Regions from separate parts of the Homo sapiens genome. Here all the other regions are linked to region 6. The links are chromatin loops, found by intact Hi-C in ENCODE. Cell type or tissue: CD4-positive, alpha-beta T cell. All regions are shown on one strand. Region 1 overlaps LOC105370651 (a long non-coding RNA gene). Region 2 overlaps BCL11B (BCL11 transcription factor B). Region 3 has its middle 48 kb from the start of LINC02325. Region 4 overlaps BCL11B (BCL11 transcription factor B). Region 5 has its middle 22 kb from the start of LINC02304. Region 6 has its middle 84 kb from the start of LINC02291. Region 7 has its middle 31 kb from the start of LINC02304.

What was found. Peaks named below come from ENCODE experiments on the same cell type or tissue, not always from the same donor. Only the 100,000 strongest peaks of a DNase experiment are listed, where the experiment ranks them.
Region 1: it touches region 6 in a loop (4-fold over the local background); 6 of 110 quality-filtered maps call a loop at or near these places.
Region 2: it touches region 6 in a loop (5-fold over the local background); 7 of 110 quality-filtered maps call a loop at or near these places.
Region 3: it touches region 6 in a loop (5-fold over the local background); 3 of 110 quality-filtered maps call a loop at or near these places.
Region 4: it touches region 6 in a loop (4-fold over the local background); 3 of 110 quality-filtered maps call a loop at or near these places.
Region 5: it touches region 6 in a loop (4-fold over the local background); 4 of 110 quality-filtered maps call a loop at or near these places.
Region 7: it touches region 6 in a loop (2.8-fold over the local background); 4 of 110 quality-filtered maps call a loop at or near these places.

The regions. Positions count from the first base shown.
Region 1 is chr14:97,718,614-97,722,613 of GRCh38, forward strand. All of the region lies in intron 2 of LOC105370651 (a long non-coding RNA gene), which reads left to right. Among named protein-coding and RNA genes, the nearest start is that of LINC02291, 34 kb to the left of the region's middle. In CD4-positive, alpha-beta T cell, no CTCF peak of the experiment used is centred here; a DNase peak (open chromatin) is centred at 1,518; H3K27ac peaks cover 601 bases.
Region 2 is chr14:99,260,631-99,264,630 of GRCh38, forward strand. The region is part of intron 1 of BCL11B (BCL11 transcription factor B); the gene reads right to left. Among named protein-coding and RNA genes, the nearest start is that of BCL11B, 9.6 kb to the right of the region's middle. In CD4-positive, alpha-beta T cell, no CTCF peak of the experiment used is centred here; DNase peaks (open chromatin) are centred at 631 and 2,071; H3K4me3 peaks cover 4,000 bases; H3K27ac peaks cover 4,000 bases.
Region 3 is chr14:97,408,629-97,412,628 of GRCh38, forward strand. No RefSeq gene overlaps it. Among named protein-coding and RNA genes, the nearest start is that of LINC02325, 48 kb to the right of the region's middle. RefSeq lists an enhancer at 3,279-3,800. In CD4-positive, alpha-beta T cell, a CTCF peak has its summit at 2,192; DNase peaks (open chromatin) are centred at 643 and 693.
Region 4 is chr14:99,186,854-99,190,853 of GRCh38, forward strand. All of the region lies in intron 3 of BCL11B (BCL11 transcription factor B), which reads right to left. Among named protein-coding and RNA genes, the nearest start is that of BCL11B, 83 kb to the right of the region's middle. In CD4-positive, alpha-beta T cell, CTCF peaks have their summits at 1,862 and 2,072; DNase peaks (open chromatin) are centred at 1,998 and 2,508; H3K4me3 peaks cover 4,000 bases; H3K27ac peaks cover 3,894 bases.
Region 5 is chr14:97,175,108-97,179,107 of GRCh38, forward strand. No RefSeq gene overlaps it. Among named protein-coding and RNA genes, the nearest start is that of LINC02304, 22 kb to the left of the region's middle. In CD4-positive, alpha-beta T cell, CTCF peaks have their summits at 2,048 and 2,256; a DNase peak (open chromatin) is centred at 2,104.
Region 6 is chr14:97,600,515-97,604,514 of GRCh38, forward strand. No RefSeq gene overlaps it. Among named protein-coding and RNA genes, the nearest start is that of LINC02291, 84 kb to the right of the region's middle. In CD4-positive, alpha-beta T cell, no CTCF peak of the experiment used is centred here; DNase peaks (open chromatin) are centred at 2,417 and 2,907; H3K4me3 peaks cover 1,555 bases; H3K27ac peaks cover 2,852 bases.
Region 7 is chr14:97,183,656-97,187,655 of GRCh38, forward strand. No RefSeq gene overlaps it. Among named protein-coding and RNA genes, the nearest start is that of LINC02304, 31 kb to the left of the region's middle. In CD4-positive, alpha-beta T cell, CTCF peaks have their summits at 1,715 (motif pointing right) and 1,933; a DNase peak (open chromatin) is centred at 1,726.

The sequences.
Region 1 (4,000 bases), 120 kb after region 6:
TCTCTGCTGATGGGCCCCTGAACTGCTTTCACACTTTCTCTTTTCTCTCGGATATTGCCTTTTTCTGTCTTTCACTATCAGTTGACTCCCATCCCACCCACCTGAGGAGAGGCCAGGAGATCTCACTTTTTCTCCTCTCCTTTCTTTCTTCTACAAATATATTTGAATGCTACACACTATAGATGCAGAGTAAGCACAAGCCATGTCTTCACAGAGGTTAGAGTTGAACTAGAAATAGAAGCATGAGACACAATGTTATTGGGAAGTACAGGACACTAAGGGGCAGAGAACAGGGTGGCTTAATGCATGCCTGGTGGGGTGGAGGCTAATCCAAGATTTCTCTGAGTCAATGATCTTGAATGGAGACAAGACAAACACATTGGGTTTACTTACCTCTTGGATAGTTTCTCTGCAGTTTTTCTTCCTGTTTAATCTTGGAACTTCAAAGCTAGCATTTTACTGTGACAAATCTGAATTCTTAGAAGAGACTTTGCTGAAACAAAGTATCAGAGACTGGATGGCTTATAAACAACAGACATTTATGTCTCACAATTTGGAAATTAGAAGTCTGAGGTCAGAGTGCCAGCAGGATTGGGTTCTGGTTGAGGGAGCTCCTCCAGGTTGCAGACAGCCAGCTTCTCACTGTATCTTCACATGGCAGAAGAGAGCTCTCTGCATTCTGTTTCATAAGGGCATTTATCCTACTCATTAGGGCTTCAACCTCAAGTCCTAATTCTCTACCAAAAGCCCCACCTTCTCATACTTCACAGTGGAGGTTGAGATTTCAATATACGGATTTTAGAGACATGAAAATATTCAGTCCATTGCATTCTGCCCCTGGGTCCCCCAACTTCATATTCCTCTCATAGGTAAAATACTTTTATTCCATCCTAATAGCCCTAAAATTCTTAATTCGTTCTCTTATCAACTCAAAGTCTGAAGTCCAGTCTCATCAAAATATTGTCTAAAAAAGATATGGGTGAGACTCCAGGTACAATTTATCCTGAGGTAAAATTTATCTCCATCTGTGAACCAGTGAAATTAAACAAGTTATGTGCTTGCAAAATACGATGGTAAACAGGTGTAGACAGACATTTTCATTCCAAAAGGGAAAAATAGAAAAAAAAAAAAAGTGGTGGGTTTCAAAGAAATCTAAAACCTAGTAAGTAAAGCTCCATGAAATCTTTTTTTAAAAACTTATTTTAAAATAAATTTTATTGTGTGTATTTAAGGTATACAACATGATGTTATAGAATACACATGGATAGTAAAAAGGTTACTATAGTGAAACAAGTTAATATATCCATCATCTCACCATTACCATTTTCTTTTGTTTTAGTGGCAAAAGCAGTTAAAATCTACTAATTTAGCATGAATTCGCAAAAAAGCACAATTTTATTACCTGTAGTCCTTATGTTGTACATTAGATATCTACATATGTTCATCTTACACATCTGCTACTTTGTATCTTCTGATCTACATCTCTCCATTTCCTCCCCATCATCCCCTCCCACCCCCACTCCTGGTAACCACTGTTTTGTTCTCCGTCTCTGTATCTTTGATTTTTTTTTTTTTAGATTTCACATATAAGTGAGATCATGCATTCTTCTTCTGTTTTTTTTTTTTTCCAATGTCTGTCTTATTTCATTTAGAATAATGTCCTCCAGGCTGATGTATGTTGGGGAAAATGGCAAGATCTCATTTCTGTTATTTATTTGTTTTTAAGGCTGAATAGTATTCCATTTTATATGTGCACACACACATATAAATGTGTGTGTATATATATAGTTTCTTTATCCATTCATCTGTTGACAAACACTTAGGTTGTTTCCATAGCTTGGCTATTGTTAATAAAGCTACAATAAACATGGGAGTGCAGGTCTCTTTACCTTTGGAAGGTGATCATTTTGTAACATTTTGCTTTATGCCTCGAAGAGTAGTAGCTGGATCATATGGCAGTTCGATTTTTAATTTCATTAGAAACCTCCATACTGTTTTCCATAATGGCTAAACTTATCTACACTTTCACCAACAGTCTACAAGAATTTGTTTCCTTTTCTCTTACACTTTTTCCAACATTTGTTATCTTTTGAAATCTTGATAACAGTCAATAATCCTAACGCACATGAAGTTGTATCTCATAGTGGCTTTTATTTACATTTCCCTGATGATTAATGATGTTTAGCACTTCTTAATTTATCTATTGTTCATTTTTATACCTTCTTTAGAGAAATGTCTATTTAGGTCTTTTGCCCATTTTTTTTTTAAAATTGGGTTATTTGGCTTTCTATTATTGAGTTGTATGATATTAACCTCTTATCAGATATATGGTTTGCAAATATTATTTTTTGACATGTAGTTTGCCATTTCATTTTTTTTTTCTGTGCAGAAGCTTTTAGTCTGTTATAGTCTCATTTATTTATTTTTGCTTTTACGGCCTGAGCTTTTGGTGTGATATCCAAAAAATCATTGCCAAGGCCAATGTCTAGGAGCTTTCCCTTTATGTTCTATTCTAGAAATTTTATAGTTTCTGATCTTACTTTTGGGCCTTTCATCCATGGTGTAAACTAAGGGTCTAATTTTATTCTTTTGAATATGAAAATACAGTTTTTCCCAGCACAATTTATTGAAGAGACTATTATTTTCTCATTATGTCCTCTTGGTGCCTTTGTCAAAAATTAGTTGACTATATATGTTCGGGTGTATTTCTGGGCTCTGTATTCTATTCCTTTGGTCTATGGGTTTGTTTCTATGCCAGTACCATACTTTTTTGTTTAGTATAGCTTTGTAATATAATTTTAAATCAACAAGTAAAATGTTTTCAACTTTTTTTTCCCTCAGAGCTGAAACCTAATATTTCTGGAGGCTGGAAGTCTGAGATCCACATGCTCCCAAAGGACCCACTTCCTAAAATCATTACTTTGGAGTCTAGGATCTCAACATATGAACTTTGGGGGATGGGGACAGAAACATTCGGTCCATTGCAGAGGAAGAGCCTGTGTTAATATGAAAGAGTCAGAAAAACTTCTTTGAAAAGCCAATCCTTTGCTTTCTGAGGGTGAGTGAAGATTAAGCAGAAGGAGCAGTTTAAGGCAGCAGGAAATGCTAGGGTGAAGACTCTTGAAGGAAAAAATGAAGGCCAGTCAGTGTGGCTGGAGTGAAAAAATCCAGGAAGATACTGCACAAGTTGACGCTAGTGAGGAGGCATGGCCATGGTGAGGGTTTTGGCCTTTATTGTAAGGATGAAGGGAAGACACTGAGAGGTTTAAGAAGGGGCAGAATGGAACAGACAACAGGACTGTCAGGGAACATCCATTTTAACAATATCACCTTGCTGCCATGTGGAGAATTGATTGAAAGAGGGCCACGGTGTGTGGGAGACTCACTGCGAGCACCTCACATTAATCCAGACATGATGGCAGCTTGAACTAGGATATTAGCTGAAGAAAGGGAGAAAAATAGATGACTTGAGTGATGTAGAGATATAAAGGCCATAGGAGCTGGTGATTGATTTCATATGAGCAGTGTGGCATCACAGGCATCTTCCAGGTTTATGGCTGGAGCTCTGGATGGACTGTGGTGCTGTTGAAGCCAGAACCAGACCACGTTTGTGGGAAAGACAATAAATCGAGCCAATTAGGATGGGGAGGGGTGTTCAATAGTGCAGAGACAAACCTTGATTGAGGAAAATATGAGAAGGCTACATTTAGGAGGCAGGATTTGAACCAGGCCTTCAATACATCCAGAAATCAGAGCCAGGCATAGTGGGGAAATTGCAGGGGAAGTGAGGTTCCCAACAGAGGGAGCACCCAGAGCCTTATGGGGGATCTTGGCATTTTTATTCCATTTTTGTTTTAAGTAAACTTTGCATTGAAGTTCAGCATACCTATAGAAAAGTGCACAATTTATAAAAATACAAATCTATAAAAATTTAAGAAAACATATCATCCAGTTTCTTTGGGAAGGGGTTCATTTTTTTCCCCTAATTTTCTATTTTAAC
Region 2 (4,000 bases), 1.7 Mb after region 6:
TTTTCCTTTCTCTCCTCTTTTTTTTATTTTTTTATTTTTGGTAACATCTGGTATTCTTTCCTTTTTTTGGCAGTCTCTGCCTTTTCACTTTCCTCATGCAGCAGCCCTGCGAGCCCCCGTAATTGAGTTTGAAGGTGTCCAAAGCCGTTTGCTGTGCTGCAGCTCTGATTTCTGCGTCAAGTCCTAACAGCCAACCAACCTGGGAGCCAGGCCCTGTTGGCGTCCCCGAGACAGCCCCGGGATTATCCAGGCCTCCAGGGCTCAGTTCTGAGCTGGGATCTCCACGTCCCAGACCAGAGATCCAACTCACTGCCTCTAAGGGAGTCTGGGAGGAAAAGAAACAAACAAAAAATATCTCCTTCCCCTCCCACTTTCAGCGTTGAAAGTTAAACCCCTGAGATGACAGGGTGTTCACCCGATTCCAAAGAACGGGGTTTCCTCTCCCCACCACCCAGGCTGTGGCGCTGTGCCTTGGCCTGCTGTGTGCGACACTTCCCAGGAAGGTAGCAAGGTCACCCTCAACATCAGGCAGCAGAGTCACCCCCAGCCCCAAATTTCTGGGTCAGAGTAAGTGGACCAAGTGGGCCTGAAAGCTCACGTTCAAGGCCTTTGTAGACACCCCCAAAGACTGTGGTTTCACTTCCGCTGGCAGGCAGATACCAAGCTAGGCGTGTAGGGTGCCTGCATATGTGTGCATGTGTCCCTCCTTAGAACTGTATCGATAATGGAAGAAATAAAAGGAGAAAGCCAAGCCCTGGGAAGGGCAAAGTGACACCCCTCTTTCTCTGCCCTATGGACACCTGAGTCTCCCGGCTCTGCACAGCCTCAGAGAGCCAGGCCTCTGTTCTAACAGGCAGAGTGGTCCAACCTGCCACCCAGAGACGAAAAAGCACCAGGAAAAAGACCAATGAAAACAGTCTTTCAAATTCCCAGACCCTACAGGCCAGCCCCTCATGCAGCCTTGTCCAGCAAACTCGGGCCTTAAAAAAATAAAGCCAAGATGAGGTTTTCCTCTGAGATGATCTCTGCTTTCATGAAAAGCTCCCCAAGTGTCGGGCAGCCCTGCAGAATATTGCTGCTCTCAATATATTATGAGCCGAATAAAGTAGAGCAATTGCTGAAATGTTTGACTCATTAAGAGGAAAAATGAATGGATGCAGCAGACAACTTGTTCGAAAGGCAGATATCAGAGGGCTGAGGCGGATTCTGAAATGCTAAATCCTAAAGTGCAGGGACAAATCTGTATTTACACACACACACACACAAACACACGAGTTAGATTTTCTTTTACAACAAAACCACATTTTATTTACAAGGCCAGGCCTCCTCCCAGCTGGTAAATGCATTTAGAAGCAATCACAAATAATAATGGACATCGTTGTTAAGTGAAAGGGGAAGCACTTGATCCCAAGACAAACTTCCCCATGCCTCGGCTTTGCTGGGAAGGAATTTGAGTCAGAAGAAAGAAATGGAAAGACATCGTTAACACAGGCCCAGCCAAGCAGCCAACAAGCCCCCAGCAGCTGCAAGCTTTCAGCAGGGCCTTACCTGGCCAGTGACTCCCCCACACACAGGGTGCCAAGGACCCCGCCCTCCCTGGCCCATCTCTAACAACTGCCCATGCACCTGCCCTTAGGGGAACTCCAGCCGAGAGGTCTGCTGCCTGCTGTCCCCAGAGCACAGGCATGTGCGTGGCTGCCTGCACACACACATGTGCATTGCTACATACACAGTACGTGGGCTGCTGCTCCTCCTTACCCTGCATTAATTCAAATCCAACTCTCTTATCTTTAATGGCTAAGCTACAGTCCAGGAGAAACATACACAGAATTATTGTTTCAGTGATGACGGGGGTGGGAAAGGGAAGGATGTGGGGGGATGGGTCCCAGGCTCTTAAAATCGTGTGCCACCAACGTCACAACCGCCATCATGATGTGTACGCATGTTTACAAGAAATGTTCAGCATCCATCCGCCCGAGCTCTGCATCCGACTGGAGACTTTACACCTGCTTCCTACGAAGAGGGAGCTCTTGCCAGCGAGCCCATGCTTACCCATAATCTACGAAGAGATCTTTTCATCTCCTCTCCGTGAACACTTGGGGAGGGGCTGGGACTCCAGGCGACACGGAAACGCCACCACACGCACACTCGACGGAGCACAACACTTTCTGAGCTGCCATCCATTTTTAATTTATTGGATCCAAGAGAAAATAACAACCGTAGGGAGGGGGGAGGAGAAGGGTGGAGGGGGAGAGAGCAGGAATCAATTCTTGGTGGAGAAAATAATCTATGACTAGATGACGCTTAAAGGCACGACAAGAGATTTTATGAAGTTCCCCTAACGGAGGGAATAATGAAGTGCCTGGCAGAGAAGGAAATGGAGATAAGAGGGAGGCTGGTGTCAGGAGGATGTCCACAGGGGGTCTCGAAGGGTTATTAGGACACAAGTTGGGGGTGGGGACCCTGGGAAGGCACAGCCAGGCGGAGTCTGAAGCAGGAAGCAAGACCCAGATCACACCTCTCTGTCCTGACCCTCGACCCTCTCAGCAGACAGTCAGAGGAGTCCAGCCTGCTCCAGGTCAGCTCTGCACCCTCCTGACACCCTCCAAAGGCTGCCTCCCTGGAGGGACAGATACATACCACAGCCACCACCCCATGAGGTCCTGTCTGCCCCTCCTCAGCTGAGGCACACACCTCGATCGCCGTTTCTGACATGTGAGAGGGAGAGCAAGGGAAGGCGGCCGGTGCAAAACATGCTTCCCAGTGTGGGCTTCCCAGGAAAATGACCAGGGTCCCGCTGACTCCGCCAGCAGCGGAAACTTTGGGCCTGGCCTGCAGGCCAGGAGGTGGAAACTCCAGATCCGTGAAGAGGTTTTAGATGCAGGAAGAGGCTCACTCCCATACCTTCTGGTCTACAGACTCCAGGCGGGAAAGTCGAATGTTTGGGGAGGGTCTCCCTGTGTACAGATTGTTTGCAGGACTCCAGCCTAATTTTAGGATGCTTAAGCAGCTCCCTGAAAAATATCCTCAGTTGCTCTATGGAGTCCAACCGCCTTCTCTCCCCCACTGCACACACCTCTCCAGAACCCCAAAAACTGAGCCCAGGAGTCTGGGTCTCCCCAGCACAAGAGCAGAAAAAAGAATAATGCACACACCTCTCCAGAACCCCAAAAACTGAGCCCAGGAGCCTGGGTCTCCCCAGCACAAGAGCAGAAAAAAGAACAAGTGAATAAGGAAAACATACTCAGGTATATTCACAGGTCTCAGCCATTACTAAAAGGTTACAAATAAAAGTCTTGACAAATAAAATAGGCGCTTTAAAGAAAAAGAAAAGGAAAAGATTTACCACAATAGCAATCCTTCTCAACACATTTAGCAGGTTCTATAAAACTGCAAATGCCTTCAATCTTCAGAGCCACAACGGGCTCCTAACGATGTGATAAAAAAGCACTCTTTGTGGGCAAATGAAGAGATTTGTTTTTATTTAACATTATGCTTTTTTCAAAGGTGCGGAAGAAAAGAAGGGCTTCCACACAGGACACTGGACCTCAAGGCTTTAGCTGGAGGAGTTTGGATTATCTGAGGCCAACAGCAAATAGCAAGGGCAGGAGTGCTTTCGACATCTCTTTTCCAAGGTAGGAATTTAAACATGACACCGCCCCCCCCCTTTTTTTTAATTCTTAGCAGTGCATCCATTTCTGAGGCACATGTTAATCACAATAATATTGGCACTCAACTTTTCTTGAGTCATTTCTGCGTGTTGTTTTAGTAGAAAACTCATTAGAACATTTCACAAATGTATTTATTTGTATTTCAATAAAATAAGTGGAAGGGGGCCATAAAAAAGAAGTTATGTAAAAGAGAGGATTTTTTTTTTCTTTTTTTACTTTGAAGTGACTTAATTTTGTGTGGTCTGGGATTTCATTACAGTAAAATAGCTCAGGCTGGCTATTCAACACCCAAGCAAATTATCAGCTGCCACAAGAAAAAGAAAAAAGAA
Region 3 (4,000 bases), 190 kb before region 6:
TTCCTTAAGACCAAAGAACAGATAACAGGCTGATAGCATGCTGATTTTGTTTTTTTATCTTCCACTTCCTACCTAGGACAGTGCAAGTAAAGAGTCAGCCCTCAAGAAAACAGAACAAAAAAGCAAGTCACTGGGCTGTGCACATTTAGTAAGCTCCACTGGTACCAAATGCTTGTAGGTTAATGAATTAGGAACATCAGTTTTCTTGGTGCAAATATGCTCCCAGCTTAGTTAAGAGGTTCTTCAGTTTGAATTTGTTTGGATGAAAACAAGATGGTTCCAAATTTCTGTGTAAATCTGAAACCAGACAAGTTTCACACAGTTGCACATTTCAAAAAAAAAAAAAAAAAAAAAGTTCTGCTCCCGTTTGGTAAGTATTCTGTGTATCTGAAAGGAGAAAAAAAAAAAAAAAACCTTGTAGTTTCCAATTGCAAAATGAGTCTTTATTTCCTCTCCAAAACCCTTTATGTGCCGTGAGTTGGTGAGTGTAAACCGGCTTCCTGGTGTGTGTGTGCAGCCCTGGGATGCCACAAGTCACATTTGTGACATGTCGGCTCTGGGAAATGCTGTGGAACCTGTCAGAACAATCCGTTCCACATAAATACAAAATGCTCTTTCTCACCCATGTCACCACGAACCTTTATTCAGGGCTTAAAACCCAGCTAGGCCTATATGAACAGCGTATGTTCGGAGCTTTTCCTACACACACAAACACGCACACACATACACACACATCTTTATCTTTCTGTCATTCTCTGCATTAACTACATTCTTAAAACCTGGAGGTATGCCAATCTTTTTTTTTTTTCAAAGAGGAAAAAAAATCAAAAGTTTTTGGTAATTGAAATTCATGACAAATTACAGACAGTTTTTTTCTTTCTTTTTTAGAACACCGTGTTCTTAGAAAAGTGTCTTCTTACTGAAATGAAAAAGCGTGGAAGCCGTGTGCGCCCGTGGACGTGGTTTTGTGACTCATGGCTGCCCTGGGCTGACAAGGACCAGTGTTTGATCTCTAAATCACGGGAAGACGAGTGTTGGATGTCAGGTGGTGGTGTGGTATCAGAGAAAATCGGTGGTCTTTTTGTTTTGCACCTGTGTTCTTTTGCTGTCGGCAAGGTGGGCCCAGGTAAAGCCAGCGTAGGTGAGCAAGGGGTCGCTGATTTTAATTGAGTAGTTATTCCAGTAACACCATCTATTCTGTTCACAGCCAAATGGGGTGGCCCCCTCCAATTTATCCCTCAGGCAGATTTCAAGAAAACGCTGTAGTCCAATATAATCGATGATTTCATATCCGAGAAAAGGTTTTTGTGTTTTTATTTTGTTCCAGTGTTTGCTTTAGGACTGATACTACCATTGCTTTTAATAAACTCCTTTGATACATTTTCTCCCCAGAAGAGACTTTTTTTGTTGTTGTTTTCAAGGTCACACAAAGAATATAACTTTGGTTTATTAATGGAAACCTTCTAGCTACTGGTTAATTCATTACTGCACAGTACAATTTTAAAAGTCACCAACAATGTGGTTCTTTGTCTTTAATTTCTTTGGATGTGTGGTTGTGTGTGTGCGTATGTCAGCACCTTTTTACCTTAAAGAGATACGCGAATCCCCATGAATTATTATACTTTCACTTGTTTTTGTGCCCACTTAAATTTATAGGTAAATATGTGTAAATTTGGGAAAAATATACTTTTTCCACTGTTCGAATTTCTTTCCTCAGAACTTTCCTAAGACTATAAAACTACAGCAGAGATGCTGGGGGCGCTGGGATCTGGGTGAGAGAATTGAGGCATGCACCTTGGGTGCAAAATTTAATGGAGTGCCAAAAAGGCAGTAATTAAGAAAAATGATAATTGGATGCAATGTTTAAAAAAATAAAATGAATGCACCAAAATTCACAATGAACAAAAAATTCAGATTTTAAATAAAGGCAGGATCTGATCCTGTCCACTGATTTTTAGAAGAGTGAGATGTATGTGCAGGCTTCTGATATCTCAAAGACAATTTTGGGAAACATCTTGCACAGAATCTATCATCACGGATTTTTATTTTAGGAGAAGATGTTACCTATCACCACGAGGGTAAGTTTTGACAACCGAATTTCTCCCCCTTTGCTCTTGCGGTTACTCCACAGACATTTGAGCATTCCGCGACAAAACTGTTTTCCAGTCCTGGACAAATACTTTTTATTTCTGAAAGCATCTCGCAGGGGGAGCTAGGGAGTAACACACTGCTCAAAGACGCTCTTTATAAAGGGACTTTCTGTGTCGTTTCTGGATTTTGATAGCAACTTTTGAGTAGGGCCGAGCAGCCTTTGCAGGAATGGGTGGATGGCGGCTAAGGTCATTGTCAAGGACTTGGGATCAATTAGTATGCAGATCAGAGCCAAGGAGTTCAAAGGTATTGTTCCAATTCAATCACATTAGCCAGGGCAGAGATGAACAAACAGCACGACCTTAATCACCAAGCCTTACCCATTCACTGGGTGTGTGTGTGTGTGTGAGAGAGAGAGAGAGAGACACACTAAGATCTGGCCAACCATGTGAAGATATGAGAAAGCTGACCCCCAAGCCTTATTATTTATAAAATATAATATGTACATTTCCTTCCGTGTATATTTGAGGGAGAACTTAATTGAAGGTGAACAAACTGGCTCTGTATTTCAATGCATGCCTTCACACATACACAGACACATTAAATGCCTTGCAAAAAACCAAAATCTCACTAGTATAATGCCAAGGTAAGTTCTTTTCCCTCTTACTTGCAGACAAGCCTATTCAAAATGTGCACAATTCTTTCAAGTCCCCCAAGTGAGAGGACGTGAAATTCCACATTCTAAAATACAGTATCTGCAGTCTAAATATACCTTTCAACTGTGTGGTTAGAGCTAACATGGAGATAAATGAGGAAATTTTGAATTTTTAAAACATCACAGGAAGAAGGATTTTTTCCCCCTTCTCTCTCTTCTCAAAGGAAAACCCAATTATTTTCCTGATTTGCCGATGTGATGCATTGGAATGTGGGCAAACCAGTGGCCGCTACTCATTGCCTGTGTCCTTAAAACATACAGCACGGAAGAGTAGGGACACAGATGCATAGTGTAAATACGCGGGTTCCATCTATAATTATATCTACAGCACACATGAGATACTTTTATGGTTTGGGTGGAAATGAGGAACGACAAGGGGATTAGCCTTTGACAAAATGTGACATTTAAGCAGGTTCACCTGGTTCTGGAACCCTTTGCCCTCCGAGTCGCTGTTTATCTGCGTTCACATGTAAGTTTGCTGCATCAATCTGGATAAACATTTGCTAAACCCAACAATGACTTCTATTGGAGTGGATTACCCCGGGAAGCTGTAGGCTGCACTGGGGGAGAATTCCGCCTCGGTATCTTCATTTCCATCTAAAATCAAACATGATCCGGTAACTAAGGTTTTCCGAATCCAGTCTCTGCCCCCACCTCCGGCCCTGGGAAGACAGTTAATCATAGCTGGCGAAGATGAAAGACGCGCAGGGAAACGCAACTCTAGCAGGCAAAGCTGCACCCCAGGGGGTCATGAATGCTGGGGGAGGAACCATGATTCCTTGATGCAATAACATATTGAGACACTTTCGGCTTTACACTCGCTATCAAGTAAATATAGGATATCTCACCCATGAAGGGTGATTATTGCTCCTGAAAGGAGGAAACGACTTATTAAGGTCTTGTTCAGGAGCAAAAGAAAGATAAGAATCATTATTAATAGAGAGAAACAATCTGGGATTTTCCCTATAAAAATGTATTTCCCCTTAAGACTATTTTGGCAGTGGGGTTATTATTATTATCATTATTATTCATATTGGTCTGAAATTGACTGTGCTTTCAAAGCAGTCCTAATAAGTAGAGGTTTCAAAAGATAACTTTTCCCATTGCATCTCCCGTCACATATTGTTAGTAGCGCTTTTATCTGTAATGCAAATAAAGACATTTTAAAATGTAAATCTGTTACCCAGTCCCATA
Region 4 (4,000 bases), 1.6 Mb after region 6:
CCCAAGCTGCTTTCCATAAGGTATAAAGGAATGAAACTTAAAATCCAGTCTATGAAGATCACTAGCAAGGAAGGTGGCTTCTAGGTTACCCTCTCCGGCAGGAGTTAAACGATTCCAGCAAGCCTCACATCTGAATACCCTAGGCCTGTGAATCCACCTTCAGAAACAAGACAGTCCAGGCTGTCGGTGGAACAGGGAAGTATTAAAACTGAACTATGGCTGCATGCACCCGAGATTTCCCAAAACAGTCTGTGTTTCAACCGTTCAATTCTTTGGTTAGCCCAGGTGTGCAGTTTCAGGCTCAGGAAACAGCCACCCAACCCCAAAATAAAGCAACATTGCCAGCCGCAGGGGTATCATGGCACAGGGTGAAAACAGTGGTGTTTGTCAGTAAGATGGAAGAGCCGGGGCAGGACGCACAGAGCAATTTTCCATGTGGCAAGTCATCTGCAGCATTTGTGAAAAGCTACAGCACATTCCTAGAGGTTGTCTTTAGAGGTCCCGCCTTCGGATAAGGCACAGAAATCCACTGGAAATAATAAAGAATGCGTTGTCAGAGTCCCTTGAAATCTGCTTTCTGTGAACTTCCCTGAAAAGGGCCTACGCTGTTCCAGTGGGTTTTGGTGGGCCGATAGCTGAGCTCACTTTGATGGTGACGTTCCCCCACGCCGCCCAACATGAGAGTTTTCTGAAAGGATTCTAGAACTCTGGGGACAGGAATTTTGCAGAGAATGTGAAAGAGAAGCACAGAGCAAACCATCCTTATCATTTAATGGACAAATAAAGAGGGAGTTAGGAGATAAACAGGCAAAAAAAAAAAAAAGGCCAGGAGTCGGCTGCAGGTGTGTGAGCGGGGATCAGTGTGTAGCTGTTTCTCACTCACACGTGGGATCTCAGTCTCCCCAGAAGCACCCCATGCAGGCCTTCCTCCTCCTCCTCCTGGAGACAGGAAGTCTCCCCTCTCCATAATTCAAGACTTCCTTCACCAGGCAAGCCTCCATCTTTCCTTTCTTTAAATCCACAAAAAATCTCGACATTCCACCCCAAGAAGTATGGCAGAGCAGTAAATCTCATTTTAATGGAGTGTACGTTTAGCTCCAAGGAGATAATTGACGTTATGGAGAGCCTCGATACCGAGTTATATAGGTTAGCTAATGCAGAGGGGACTCATTACTGACACACTACAAACAAGTAGTAATATATGTATATTGTTCTGAGTGGCGTTAGAGCAAAAGTGTTCCGGTCTGCGGGGATTGATAAAGCACAAGAAAACAGCAGATATGCACTTGTAAATTTGTCTCATTTGTCTCTGAAGTTAAAGGTTATTCCCTTGTTCTGAATTTGTAATAAAAACATGCTAGCCCAGGGTTTGTGGAGAATGTTTGAATATTTAAATTGTGTATAATGATAGGCAATTATAGGGTAAAAAACTGGACCTTATGAATGGGGGGAACACTGTTTGGATCACCAAGTGTTTTCTTTTATCTTTAATGCATTTTGCAAGTAATTTCCCCCCAGTGGGGTTCAGAGACCATTACCCAGTCCCACAACCACTAACCAGTAACTAACCAAGCTTGGGTTTGCCCGGGTGGATAGGCTCTTTTCCTTCTTTTTTCTTTTCCTTTCTTTTGTTAGTTTTGTTTCCTTCGATATGCAGAATACATCTCTCCAACCAATGGCTGGCCTGGGGCTGGGGCTGGGGCTGGGGCTGGGGCTGGGGCTGGGGCTGGGGCTAGGGCTGAGGCTGAAACCGTGGCCTCTGTCCCCAGCAGGTCAGTTCGTCTTTCTGGGGAAGGACAAGGCTGGCCATAGGGAGAGGTCTGAGGGGCAGGGTGTGAATTTCCTCTGCCCCCCACAGTGGGCTCCCTTCTCCCCAACCCTCTCCCGGGAGGAGGGCCAGGGGCTGGTGGGGAGCCCCAGCTGTACCACCGGCTTGGGGCGGGGGGTGGCGCTGCGGCTCCCGCGGCTGGAGCCCAGGTGCCCGCCTGGCCGAGTCTGCTGTCGGCCCAGGTTAACCAACTGCAGTGCTAGAGTAACTCCAGCCAGCTTGTCACCGAGCACAAAAGTCATCAGCCAGTGAATGTTCTTTTCTGCACCACAATTAAGACGAATCAATACGACGTGCCACAAATGGTATTTTACTCTCAATAAGAACTCGAGCTGAGTTTATTCAGAATATTTTAGCGCTTCCCCGGGGGATTTTGGGCCGACGCAGATGGCAAATAAAGTACTCAGCCTAAGGCTACAGCACATTATGGTAATTCTAATGTCAGATGTACTTTAATATACAGCTCTATTTAATCACCCCATTATTTCACATTTCCATATGAAAAACCTGCGGCACTTCTGCGGCGCTTTGCCTCTGCCACCGTGCCAAGCTTCCTCCAGCCGCTGCTGGCTGCCGGGACGTGGTCATCTCGCCAGGCACAGCCTGACACCACCGAAGTTTCCGGGTGCCCGGATGCACAGCCGAGCTGCCTGGTGCCGCTAGAACATCAGAGGACTCTAAGATGCACCGAACGCCACCATGGGCGGTTATGGAAGAGAAAAGCTGCACGCACACTACATGCACACACACATGCAAGTTCACAATAAAATGCAGGGGGATGTGTGTCCACGTGGGCACACACGCACACCCACACACACAGTGTGCAGGAGAGAAACTAATGTCGACAAGGAGTTACACCCACGCTCCTAACACGGCCCTCTCCAGACACCAACACCCCAGCATGGCGGCTACTGGGTCAGCAGCTGGATCCAATCACAACGCTGGCTCCAGCCTGCGGCCCCAGCAGCTGTGCCCATTGGTTCTCCCAGGACTGCCCCCCACCCCATGAGGGCAGGATAAAGGCATCATCCACACCAAGGGGCAGAAGGAGGCCAGGCTGATGACAAAGCCAGAGGGGAGTGCACGAGGTAGAGCGGGGGATGAGAAGGGCTGGGAAACTGCTGCCCACACTGTGTGGGAGCACCTGGAGCAAGAAGGCCCCCAAGATGACCCTTATCGGGGACTATGGGCACTAGGGAATTGAAGCCTAGAGGTCCAGGCCCAGGGGAGGTGGAGTTCTGTGAATTCCAAGTGGCAGGAGCACCTCAAGGCTGGCTGGGCTGGCCCGCAGAAGCAGGGGTGTGGGCCGAGCCCAGGAAATCACTCTCAAGGCACTCCAAGAAGCCCAGCACAGCACCTGCTGACAATCCAATTCTAGATTTCCCAAAGACAGGTTTTGCTGATGGATGCAATGACACCTGGCACCCGACCCTACTGGGTGTCCCAATAATGAGCCAACACTTAAAGCCACATAACATGATTCACAGAAACAGTTACAGCATATGTCTTTAAAACAAGGCACTTGGGCCAGGCGCGGTGGCTCACGCCTGTAATCCCAGCACTTTGGGAGGCCAAAGCGGGCAGATCACGAGGTCAGGAGATCAAGACCATCTTGGCTAATACAGTGAAACCCCGTCTCTACTAAAAATACAAAAAAACTAGCCAGGCGTGGTGGCATGCGCCTGTAGTCCCAGCTACCTGGGGGTTGAGGCAGGAGAATCGCTTGAACCCGGGAAGTGGAGGTTGCAGTGAGCCGAGATGGCACCATTGCACTCCAGCCTGGGCGACAGAGCGAGACTTCGTCTCAAATAGAAATAAATAAATACTAATTTTTTTAAAAAGGCACTTGTCTGTGCCTTTGTTTTGTTTTGTTTTTTTAGTGAAGTCCCATTCCTAACAATGGGGAAAAAAATCTCTAAGGGAAGGAGGGAAGAGGAAGGAAGGAAAGGAGGGAGGAAGGGCAGTAAAACTGAGAAAGTTCCAACACACACTGCCAAAACCACTGGCAAATTTCTCAAAAGCATCCATTCACCAATAAGGCTATCAGTAAGCTAATTCTAGAAAGAAGAATTGTTCTAAAGCTCGGCATGGCAAATATTTCAGAGAAAAACTGCTCGACTGTTTGAAGGTACAGATGTCTGACCTACCTGGCCATTCCAACTCCTACAGGTG
Region 5 (4,000 bases), 430 kb before region 6:
TGTGGGATCTGGAGTCAGGTTGCCTTGGTTCAAATCCCAGTTCTGACTTTTCCGAGACTCAGTTTCTTTATCTGTAAAATGGGGATAATAATAAAACCTGCCCTTAGTGTAAGTACTTATGCAAGGTGTCCGTGCTTACCCTGTGCCTGGAAACTACTCAGTGCTCACTATAGATTTCACTGGGCACTCATCCCATTCTGCCTTATACACAGATAGCCACTGACGTACATGGCTTCTCTCCCCAGTGGAGTTCAGGTGCCTCGTCGAAGGAAAAGATGACTTATATAAGTTTACAAATAGTAGATGTTCAATAAGTGTGCTTAATGAATAAATAGGTATCCCCTAACGGTAGTGTATCTGTATTTGAGGAACGTAGAAGGTTTCTCTCTGTATAATAATGTAGAAGTCTAATTATTCTATTTCTGTTGCACTTCTATAATAGGGAGGACATTTAGTGTCCCTGGGTGCCTGGCACTGAGCTAAGTGCTTTTCAAAGAATCCTATGAGATAAGCACTCTTATTAACATCCCATATGCTGGTTCATTCATTAGAGTAATGCTAGAAAAGACCCCAAAAGGATATTTTCAAATCACCTAAGAGTTTCATGTGGGTGTCTGTGCCCAGGGACAGCTTCCTCCATACAGTGATTCAGGGACTCAGGCTTCTCCCCTTGCGTGGCTCCATCAGAAAGGTGAGAGTGGGCAGGGAAGAGGCAACCGCGTTTTCTAAAAGCTTGCACTGAAATTAACAAAGATCAGTGAGGAAAATCAATGACCACACCTTGAAACCTGGGCAGAAGGGTGCTGGGAAACATGGACTGGGGTTGGGCAGCTCCTTTAGTCCTGCATAGGCACTGCTCCCTGCCAGGGATCAAGAGCCGACTCTGTGCATTTCTGTCCAGCGCCACGTCCAAGGATGTCGTGGGAAGCTAAACACCAGCCACGGTGAGAGTATTTACACCACAGCATTTAACAAAGGCTACACATCAAGGTTTTTGTTTTGTTTGTTTTCAGTGAGCTGGTTTACCAGCACCTTCCCAGTGCCAATGCAACTGAAAGAAAGGGAGAACATGAATTTTGAGACACTGGTCCTCTCTGTTAGGTACAAAATTAACCCCATTTTAAGGACGATGAGGTGGAGGCTCAGTCATGCCAACTAACTACCCTTCTCCTGGACTGCAGAACTAATGAGAGTTGAGTAGAGACGAGCTTCTGACTCTAGCTCTTACTGCCCTGCCATCTGGCCTCCCAAACCCAGAACATTTACTTGCAAGATTATTAGCAATTCTATTTTTAATGTACACACATGTTTACCCTCCCCCAAACTATTTTAGAACGATAGGGGGAAAGAGGATAATTTCTTTTTTCTGTAACGAGAGGTTTGATTAGAATTGAAGCCACTTTCTTTCCCCTTTTATCATTATTAAAAATAATTTTTTCTTTCTTTGTCTGAGAATTGCTATAGGAAACATTATTGAATAGGATCCCGCAGCTATGAGCATTGTTCCATAACTACGAAGGCCCAAACAGCATTTTTTTTCTCTCCCAGAAACTGTGGTGGCTGACTATTTTTTACTGAGTATTTTCCTAGTAAATCTCACTGCTAAATTGGCCACTTTATTCATGATGATTTCTTCAAATATATCATTCTTGTGGCACAATATGAATAATGAAGAGGAATATTTTCAAACACATAAAGGGCTCTGAATAAAACTAATGGGTGAGGCATTAAGCAAAGTCGATAGGGGCTTGAACAGTCCCCGGCATGCCTGATAAGGAGACTGGAGGTCGCATACGCCAGGGACCAGAGACTTTCATCCCTGGAGATCCTTGACCTTGACCCAGCAGTCAGGGCTAGCCTGAGCATCTGTGTCAAGTCGAGTTGGCTCTCTCAGACTTCATGCAGCCATCAGTGCACCTCTACTTAGCCTCTCTCTGAGAGGCAGGAGGATGCCCAGGTTAGAGACTTGGGCGAGGAAGCCAACCACCAGGATTCGAATCCAGACCAGCTGCTCCTGTCTGTGAAGCTTTAAGGAAGCTGACTTAACCCCTCTGCAGCTCTGTCTCCTCATCTTGAAAATAGGGACAATTATAACCACGAGAGGGCACACCTGCAACTCATAGACTGTGAAAGGCTTAAAACCCTGCGGGCAGGTTTACACGCTTTGTATCACTGCAGTGATTATTACTGTTGTTACTACCATCATCACTATAATCTACCACGTATTGGGTGCTCCTGGGGCAAGTACAGGGAGGCACTTTGGGCCCCTAAGTATTACCCTGCATGGGGCAAGTTGTTGTGGCTGATGCTTCAAATTGCCAACATTTAAAAAGGCTGGACACGTAGGAAAACAATCTACTGACTTCTCTTGGGGAAGAAATAAGTTTGCCACTGTTCTCACCTCTCTGAGGCCCTCTACCTCTGACCTCCTTCACAGTGCCTGGTTGTGTAGATATGTGAATTTGTGGTTGTGTTAGTCCATTCTCACATTGGTATAAGGAAATGTCGAAGACTGGGTAATTTATAAAGGAAAGAGGTTTAATGGACTCGCAGTTCTGCATTGCTGGGGAGACCTCAGGAAACTGACAATCACGGCGGAAGGTAAAGGGGAAGCAGGTACCTTCCTCACAGGGCAGCAGGACGGAGTGAGGGCAAGCAGGGGAAATACCAGACACGTAAAACCATCAGATCTCATGGGACTCACTCACTCACTATCATGAGAACAGCATGGGGCAACCACCCTCATGATTCAATTACCTCCCACTGGGCCCCTCTCACAACATGTGGGGATCATGGGGATTTCAATTCAAGCTGAGATTTGGGTGGGCACAAACCCAAACCATATCAGTGGCTTTTCCTTGAATAATGAAAAATAAAATGGATTTGGCTTGGTTTGGGGATCAAAAATCACTGCTGAGACAGACTGGAGGATGAGAGGCTGAATCACGGAGAAGAGCCCTGGGAAGAGGAAGGCAGTGTTATTAACAGTGTTGTCTCTGGCTTTGTGGGGTTAGGCATAAGTTAATTGCCATTGGTGCAGTACTGTCATCACACCAAAGATTCTGGCTCAGTATCTGCTTCTAAGGACAAGGGTCCCATTGGATGTCCACCCCCAGCCCACCTGGCCTGGCACCAGGGGACAGTAGATGTTTCAGAGTGAGGGAATCTATTCAGTATCCCTTATGCCCATTCAGAAACTCAGCAAACATTTTTTCATGCACCTACTATGTGTTGGGCAGAAGGTTAACTTCTATAACATTATTTTATTTAGTTAAAAATGTTCTTCATAGCCTTTAGCTGATGCTATTTTATATGATACATTTGTTATTTGCATAGGATGTCTCTCTTCTCACTTCCTCAGGACAGGGGCTCACTTTGTTCGCCGCTATATTCCCCAGTGCCGGTGTCTGGAATCAGGCTGATACCCCGTAGAACTTCTTGAACTAATGAATGAATAAATGTGTTCTCTCACACTCTTTCAGATGGGTGTTAATCTCTGTAATACCAGGTTAGGAACAGAAGTTCAAAGAGGATGAGCACAGCACAGGGGTTAGAAGCAAGGACTTCAGAGTCAGGTGGAACTGCAAGGTTTTATTTCATTTTACTTACTCTTTTTCTCTCCAAGCCTCATTCTCACACTGAAAAATAGGAATCATAGTAAACCTACCATACATAGTGGTTTTGTGAGGATTAAATTAAGTCAGAGAAATAACTTTGCTCTGTTCCTGGCATATTGGGAAATATTCAGTGATTTGCAGCCAAAATTATGACATAGAGGTAGGACTGGGTTGAGTGTAATCTCTGTTCTCTGGCTCCTTTCCCAAACACTAAGGGTCGATTCTACACAATGGTGATGAAGGAAGCAGGATGTGGCTTCAGGGACAGTCATCTTCCCTTTAAGGGTCGTGTGGGCTCATGCATGTTAACTGAACGTCTACTATGAGCCAAGCCTACAAGATCTGCAGTCACAGATACAAATGCGGCACAGCTCTTGCTTTCA
Region 6 (4,000 bases):
GATACATTCAAAAGACAGCAAAATAAAGGAAAACATAGACTAAAAAATGCAAAAAGTATTCATAATACATATAATTGAAGTTATATATATTGGTTAGTATACAAGATAAATAAAGAACTTCTATAAACCTATCAGATAATTTCAAGTGACCTAATAGAAACATGGGCAAAAGGCTTGAACAGGCACTTCACAAAACAGGGAACTCAAATGGCCAATGACAGAGGAAGAGGTGTGTGATCCCATTGATAAACAGGAAAATGCAAACTAAAACCATGATGAGTTACTATATTACACTCACCAGATGGCCAAAAATTATATCTAACAGTAAGAACTTATGGCGATAATAGCAATGAGACTGTGACATTTCTTAAGAGAGTGTAAATTGGTGCAATCACTTTGGATAACAATATGCCATTATCTAATAACATTGAAAATGCACAGATCTTCTGTCTCAGCATTTCCCTGCTTAGGTGTACACCCCTAGAGAATCTCCTCTACATGTACATCTGGAGACAGGGAGAAGAATGAGTCCAGAGAAGTTTGTTGTAGTAAAACACTGGAAACAGCCCAAATGTACACGAGTAATAGAATATTTAGGTACATTCTGACATAGTCACACAAAAGAATATTGTTCAGCTATGAAAATAAATGAAGCACAGGTACATATAACAACACAGGCAAATCTCAGAAACATAATATGGAGCCCCAAATCCAAAACAAACAGGCAACAACAACTGCAAAATAGCGCACATTGTCAAGAGAATTCGTTCAGCATGATTCCATTTATATAAGGTTTAGAAACATGCAACACTGCAAACAATAATTTTCAGGAATACAAACAAATGGAGAAGCTATAAAGAAAATGAGAGTGTGGGAAACACGACGAGGGAAGGAGCCAGGATGGGGGAGGGAGGAGCATAAGGTTCTAATTCTTAAATTGGGTTACACAGGTGTTTTCTTGTATTTTTAATTTTTGTGCCTTATATATATTTTAGAAGAATTTGTGTATGAATTCAATCATTTATAAAAAAGAATTTTATGTATATTTATAATATAGTTAAAAAGCAGACATATGTGTAGCTGATGATGGGAATTATTCCAACGTTGATGAATATGCTGTCAATGTGGGTAAGAGAGATCACTTGGATCTTAGGCATTTTGAAAGACTTCATGGAGAAATGAAGGTTTAAAAGAGGTCCAAGTTTTGTTGAGGTGAATTTCATCCATGGTGAGGATGAAATTCCAGCTTTGGCAAGGGAGCAGAAAGTGCAGCTTTTAAAGTAGGGAGGGTGGACTTTGAATACATTAGTACCTTAAAAATGGCATTTCAGAGTAATTGGAGTTCGGCCAGTCTAAGAATAGGTAAGCAATAGATGGTACGCCATGTCATGTAAGTCTCCATGTGATACTGTGGTTAATAGTGACCTTGAGTTTGAGCCCTCTGCCAACTTTGTAGCTGTTTGACCTTGGAGGAGTCATTTTATTACCTTGAGCCTCAGTGACTTCTTCCACATGATGGAGATAAGAACTATGCATACCCCACAGTGTTGCTTTGAGGGTTAAATCAAGGAATGCATATAATGTACCTTGAATAGACTGATCGACACTGAATGTTGACCACTGTTTTATGATGTGGTTGAGGTTCCTACTAGGAATGACAGATAGAAAGGACAAGAAATGCCAGGATACACAGGTGTGAGGATCCAAGTGAGACAGGAGGGACATCTTGTTTTGGGAACCAGAGCCTCGGCCAACTGGAGCACTGTGGACCTGAAAAGACAGGGGATGAGAAGAGGATGAGAGGGGGGAGTAGGAGTCAGATCGCGGAAGGCTTTCTGTGCCATGCCAGAAATCTTGAACATGATTTGCAAATGATGAAGGCAATACCTGAAGGGTATTCGGCAGGAGAGTAGCACTCTCATGTGGGGAATGAGTATGATCTGAAATCTAAGCCGTGTGCCTTTGGGGCTGCATCCGCCCAAGTGACCATTTTATTGTTAGAAAGATCCTTCTGGCTGCCTCCTTGTGGAGAGTGGCTTGGAGGGGGCCAGATGGGGACTGATCAGACAGTCATGTGGAAGGCTGCCACTGCTATCCCTGCACAAGTTATGAGAAGGTCCTACACTAGGGTGGGGCCAGGAAGGAATATGAGCAACACAAAAGCGGCATCTCTGACAGGATCTCTCGGGGGTGGCTTAGTCTCAGAGCTTATTTTAAATGCCAAAAGGGAAATGGGAGCGGCATAGGGGGTGGGGTGGTGGGGAGGAAGGAGAGCTCAGATCTTATCTGGACTCTTGGGCTGTCATCGGAGCTGCTCAGAGCAGGTGCTTCAAAGCCTTTGGCTTTCCCCTGCATTCGGGCCCATGTCGGGTACACACACAAAGTGGGCATGCATTATTCAGGTGGCATCACATCCTCTGTGCAGCTCATCAGAGCTTGCTGCTTCGGGCCCTCCTTCCCCAAAAGCCCATTGTTAAGAATTATAAACAAACAGGATGGACGCCTCTACAGTCACTACACTGGTGCTGCCGGCGGGATCTGCAGTCATAACAGGAAATCGTGCACTTGCTGCAGAAAGATTTTTTTCTAAGAGGCAGCATGAATGTCATTGACCTAAATTCTAGTGCCCTAGCCTATACCTGCAGAACTTTTCAGCAAAGAAATGTCAGTGAGAGGCAGATTAAAAGGGTCTCTAACTATTTCTTTCTTTTTGCTTTATGAGTATCCATTGCCATGAATATCTAGTGACCCTGAAACCTACTTCCAACTTTGCAATCAGCTCCCCAAAGGTTGACTTAAAGATACAGATAAAAATGATGAGGGGGTATGGATAGAGCAGAAGGTGCTGGCTTTCTACTAGTGGAGGCTGATGTCATCTGTGCCGCAACCGAGAGTAGTGATAGTGGCACCCAGTCCCACCCTACAGGGACCTGCCCGACTACAGGGCTGAAAGGACAGTGCAAGGGACTTCAATCTTTCAGATCAATTACTAGTTGTTCTAAAGGACTGTGGCAATACAAATTAGGTCAGCATCATTTTCTCCTTTACAGATAAGCTCATCTAGATGCAGTAGCCAAATGAATTGCCCAAGATTTGGAGCTCAGAGAGTTTGCTCAGCTGGCCCCTTTTCCTCTCACTCCAAGAATGCATCATCTTAGCATCTCACTCATTCGTTTATTAATTCACTAACTCGCTAAGTATTTGTAGAGTGCCTACTACATTCATGCATGGCGCTGGATGCTCAAGATGCAGCACTTAATACACTGTAATCCCTGTCTGTAAAATGGTCGTAGTCAAGTAAGAGCAGATAAGTTAGCTACTAGATGGGACACAATGTAAAAAGTGCTGCAACGGAGTTGTTAAGGGATTCCAGAGTAGCCTCCCTTAGCCCAGGCTGGGGTATTCAGAAAAGGCTTCCTGGAAGAGGGGGCATGGATGTTGGTCCATAAAGGGAATAATCTGGATTTAGCAACAGGAAAGAGGAAGAAGGATGTTCTGCCAGAGGCATTTGTAATGTCAGTTGGATTGGAAATAGCAGAGCTCTGGCCAGCAATCATTAATTTCACTTGGGTTAGGGGAAGCGCATACCATTGGGTGTGGCAAGAGCTATTAACAATGGTGGGTAACAAGCTAAACGGATATGAGAGGTGTTGTAACCACTCCATCTAAATAGTTAAATCGAAAGAACAATTCTATAAAGTAGTCACTAGGAATCTCTTTTAAGATTTAGGAAACTGAGGCTTGTAGAGCTGAAGTGACTTGCAGGGTCACATGGCGAGGCAAGTGAGAAAAAGATTTTAAAATTTTGGCCCTAAAGTCTGGCCAGAGCCTCTTTTGGTGCAGAAGTTCTGATTCCTCTTCTTTTATCTCATCATCCAGAGAATAACCAACCTGGAATATGTGTAAGTTTCTGTCTGAGCACTGGTATCATTGCAGTGGCCTCCTCCCTTTGCTCCTGGGAAGGGGCTGCCACTGGACAAAGCATGGGACATTGGCACAG
Region 7 (4,000 bases), 420 kb before region 6:
CCCACCAGAAGTTCCAGATGGTGTAGATGTGCACCAGGCAAGGGGAACACTGGTGTAGCTAGGCTTTAATGACCCAGTTGAGACTAAGCTGCTTTCCCATGGGAGGAAGGCCTGCTCGAGATTCTACACACCCTAAGCTAGACTTCTAGTTTAAGGAGGACTGAAGTCTTCAATCATATCACTTTAAATATACAATGACAAGTCACTTTGGAGAGTCACAAATGTTTTGAGCTGGAAAGAATATTTGAAATTGGGTAGTTAACTGCTCCCATCCCATATCCCAGAGGCGGGAAATTGGGTGCAGGCTGTGGAAATGACTTTGTTAAGCATACACGTCTCCTAATGGCAGGAGGCTAGAACCCAGGGAATCCTATCATGTCATTGATCGAGAATTTGGGTTACGAAGGATTTGTGGTTCCATGGGTTCATTCAGTCTTTCTGACAGAAAGACTGCATCTTTCTGCATCTTATCTGATGCAGATAGAACAGCAATGACTATTCCTGTGTAATTATGAGCAAAGTAAAGCTGCGGGGTTTGTTCTCATAGCTAGTAAGTTGCAATGCTGGGACTAGAATCCAGATCTCAGGACACCCAGACCAACATAGTTTCTACTTAGAATAACCACCCCTCTGGAATTTCAGAAAGAAAATTCTGTGTGCATTTCATTATGATTATATGGCATAACCCTCCTATAAGTTAATGAATCTTTAAAGGGTACAATCAAGAATGAATGAGTTGATTGATAAATGAGCAAATGGTTGCATAAATGAATGAATTGGTTAAATTCTGGGAGAAATAAAATAGATATTCTCATTAAAATTTCAATTGACCTATTAAATGCAGGATCCCCTGGGTCCTCTCTTTCTAGCTGACCTACAAAGCAATGAGGAAATGTTATTGTAGAAATGCCAAATTCTATCCACATTCTCCACTTATTCTTCTCATTCTAGTCTCTTTAAGACAGAATTTCAAGTATAAGCTAACCAGGGGCCTCCCCTCACCCCCCTCATAATTATTATATTATTATATGAGAGATTTGTGGAATTATAGCATCTCTTTTTTGGAAGGAACAGAAGAGAGCTTTCCTTCTGAAGAGAGAAAAGGAAAATGGTTGGTACAGTCCAAAAAGCCTAAGACTTGGGAGTCTCTAGTTATGTGAAAGGATTTAAGAAAATAATATATATTTTTAATGATTCCTCACTCAAAGAAGATACTTGGTTGATTTTAATTGGAGGACTTATGTTCTTCCAAGTCATTAGAGCCAGAGCCCTTAGCTTCACAACTTTGGTATCTTGCAAAAGCGTTTTGAAGTTTATCTTGTGCACTCCAATTCTTAATCTTTTGAATGTCACCTCCTTCGTGAAGCCTTCTCTGATAGCTTCCTTTCCTTTGTCCAGATCAAATAATCACTCTCTACTCTGCACCCTTCTTGAACCCTCTACATTCTTTAATAATTGCAGTGTTTTCCAGAGGTACCCATAAAGGTCCCTCAGTGGCAAACAACAGAACCTAACTCTGGATGACTTTTGCAGAAAAAAGTTAATTTGGACGTTTGAAAGTCAGAAGGAAGGCTGAACAATTAGAATTTGAGAGGATGAGAACTGGACCAACCACCACTGTCGGAATGCATAAGTTTTGTTCATTTTCTTTCCTGTGTCATTCCACTCCGGATTGTCTGAGCTTGTGTACGCCACCTGCCCTTTTCTTGGCCAGAAGATGGCAGAGTTCCTCAACTGACCCGACCCTCCCATCCAAATCTATCTGCTGTTTCTAGAAGATGGGGATGGGTAAAGTGAGAGAGAGGTTCACAGTCCCACCCCCATGGTGTTAATTGTTGACATATGTGTTTGTCCTCTAACCCCGCAAGACTCTGAACATCTTGAAAGCAGGAACTGTGTTTTCTTCAGATGTTCAATTCATGTGAGTCAACATCTCAATGGTGTCAAGGTAATACAAAGAGTATGGCCAAAGAAGGTAGACAGGGCTACTGCCTACCAGATGCAAATGTCTTTTCCAGCCATCTCTGAGAGATTCTCTATGAACACAGATCTGACACCCTTAAGAAGAATCTAAAAGAGCAGCACTGAGCTAATATATTCCATCTTCCTTCAGGTTCTTTTTAGGGGGAGATATAGGATGGCGATAACCTAATGCGACATCTTTTTGTTTCTAGAAGAACTCTGGTAAGTGATGAATGGATGTTAGGGTTTCCAGAACTACCAGAACTAGGTTTCCTTTTCTTTTTTCCTTCCTGCTGCTGAGAATTTATTTCTGGTAGTCATTAAAATTCTGCTCCTACCATTTGTAACAAATGATAGAAAGCACTAGGTACAGTATGTGGAGTATATGTTTATGAAAACGAGAGACGAGTACCTTCCAACACTTTGGGATTTTATGAATGATTTACATCAGGTGCTAAAGTTCACAAATGAAACGTGCGGGAAGCAGATGCTTCGCTTCTTGACTGCATCGTGCCTGCCCATACTGATGGGGAATTGAAAACAGTGAGGTCTCATAAATCAACAAAATCTATTTTTGTGCCTCTTGATCTCCACTCTGAACATCCATATAATACCCAAACAAATGTGCTGAAATTAGTTCCTCAAGAAGCCCTTTATGTTTAGTAACAGTGTGGACATGTTAATAAAAAGAAGAGAGGAATAAAAGTGGACTGGTGGGGGGAGAGGGAAGGCACGGGGATGTGAGTGAAAGAAAACCAAACCTCAGAGTAGATGAACTCTTCCAGAACACTTATTTTTGGAGAATGGGAAAGGAAGTGTGGTGCTGTGCAGAACAGATGAGGAGGACCCGCTCTGGCCATCCTGGGGCTTCCCTAATTTGGAAAGAGAGTTGATCCGGGTAAAGGAGCGTTGTTGAATTGCAAATGAAAAAGAACTCACATCTGGAAATGAACTTTAGTTGGCAATTGGAAAATCATGGAAAGATACTTGTAAGGAAGACAGGGAGCTGATGTTTTGTACTTTTTTCTCCTCTCTCTCTCTTTCTCATTGTTTCTTTCTTTCCTTCCTTTCTTTTTTTCCTCCCTCCCTCCTCCCATCTGCCCCTCCCCTCTCCTCCCCTCTCTTTCTTTTCCCTTCCCCTCCCTCCCTCCCTCCCTCTCTCCCTTCCTTCCTTCCTTGTTCCCTCCCTCCCTCCCTTCCTTCCTTGTAAAATATGGTCTTATAGGAAACATGGTGACTCTGTACAAGAAAAAAGTAGAGCTTTCTTCAGAGTTCTATGCTGGGCCAGGCTCTGTGGAGTAATACACACGATTGTTTTTCTCATCTTGGTATCTCTGCCCCCATCCTGGCTCCAATTCTTTGAGTTTCTCCTCTGATTATTATAAAAAGTCTAGTCTATCACCCTAAATTTGCACTTTAGCATCTTACATGTCTCTTTCATTGTTTCATGTTTTATCGAATCAGTAGAATTTCCAATTTCTTAAAGGCAGAGACTTTGGGGCAGATAATTTGTTATTTCTTTTTTTATTATACTTTAAGTTTTAGGGTACATGTGCACAATGTGCAGGTTTGTTACATATATATACATGTGCCATGTTGGTGTGCTGCACCCATTAACTCATCATTTAACATTAGGTATATCTCCTAACGCTATCCCTCCCCCCTTCCCCCACCCCACAACAGGCCCCGACGTGTGATGCTCCCCTTCCTGTGTCCATGTGTTCTCATTGTTCAATTCCCACCTATGAGTGAGAACATGCGGTGTTTGGTTTTTTTGTCCTTGCGATAGTTTGCTGAGAATGATGGTTTCCAGCTTCATCCATGTCCCTACAAAGGACATGAACTCATCCTTTTTTATGGCTGCATAGTATTCCATGGTGTATATGTGCCACATTTTCTTAATACAGTCTGTCATTGTTGGACATTTGGGTTGGTTCCAAGTCTTTGCTATTGTGAATAGTGCCGCAGTAAACATACGTGTGCATGTGTCTTTATAGTAGAATGATTTATAATCCTTTGGGTATATACCCAGTAATGG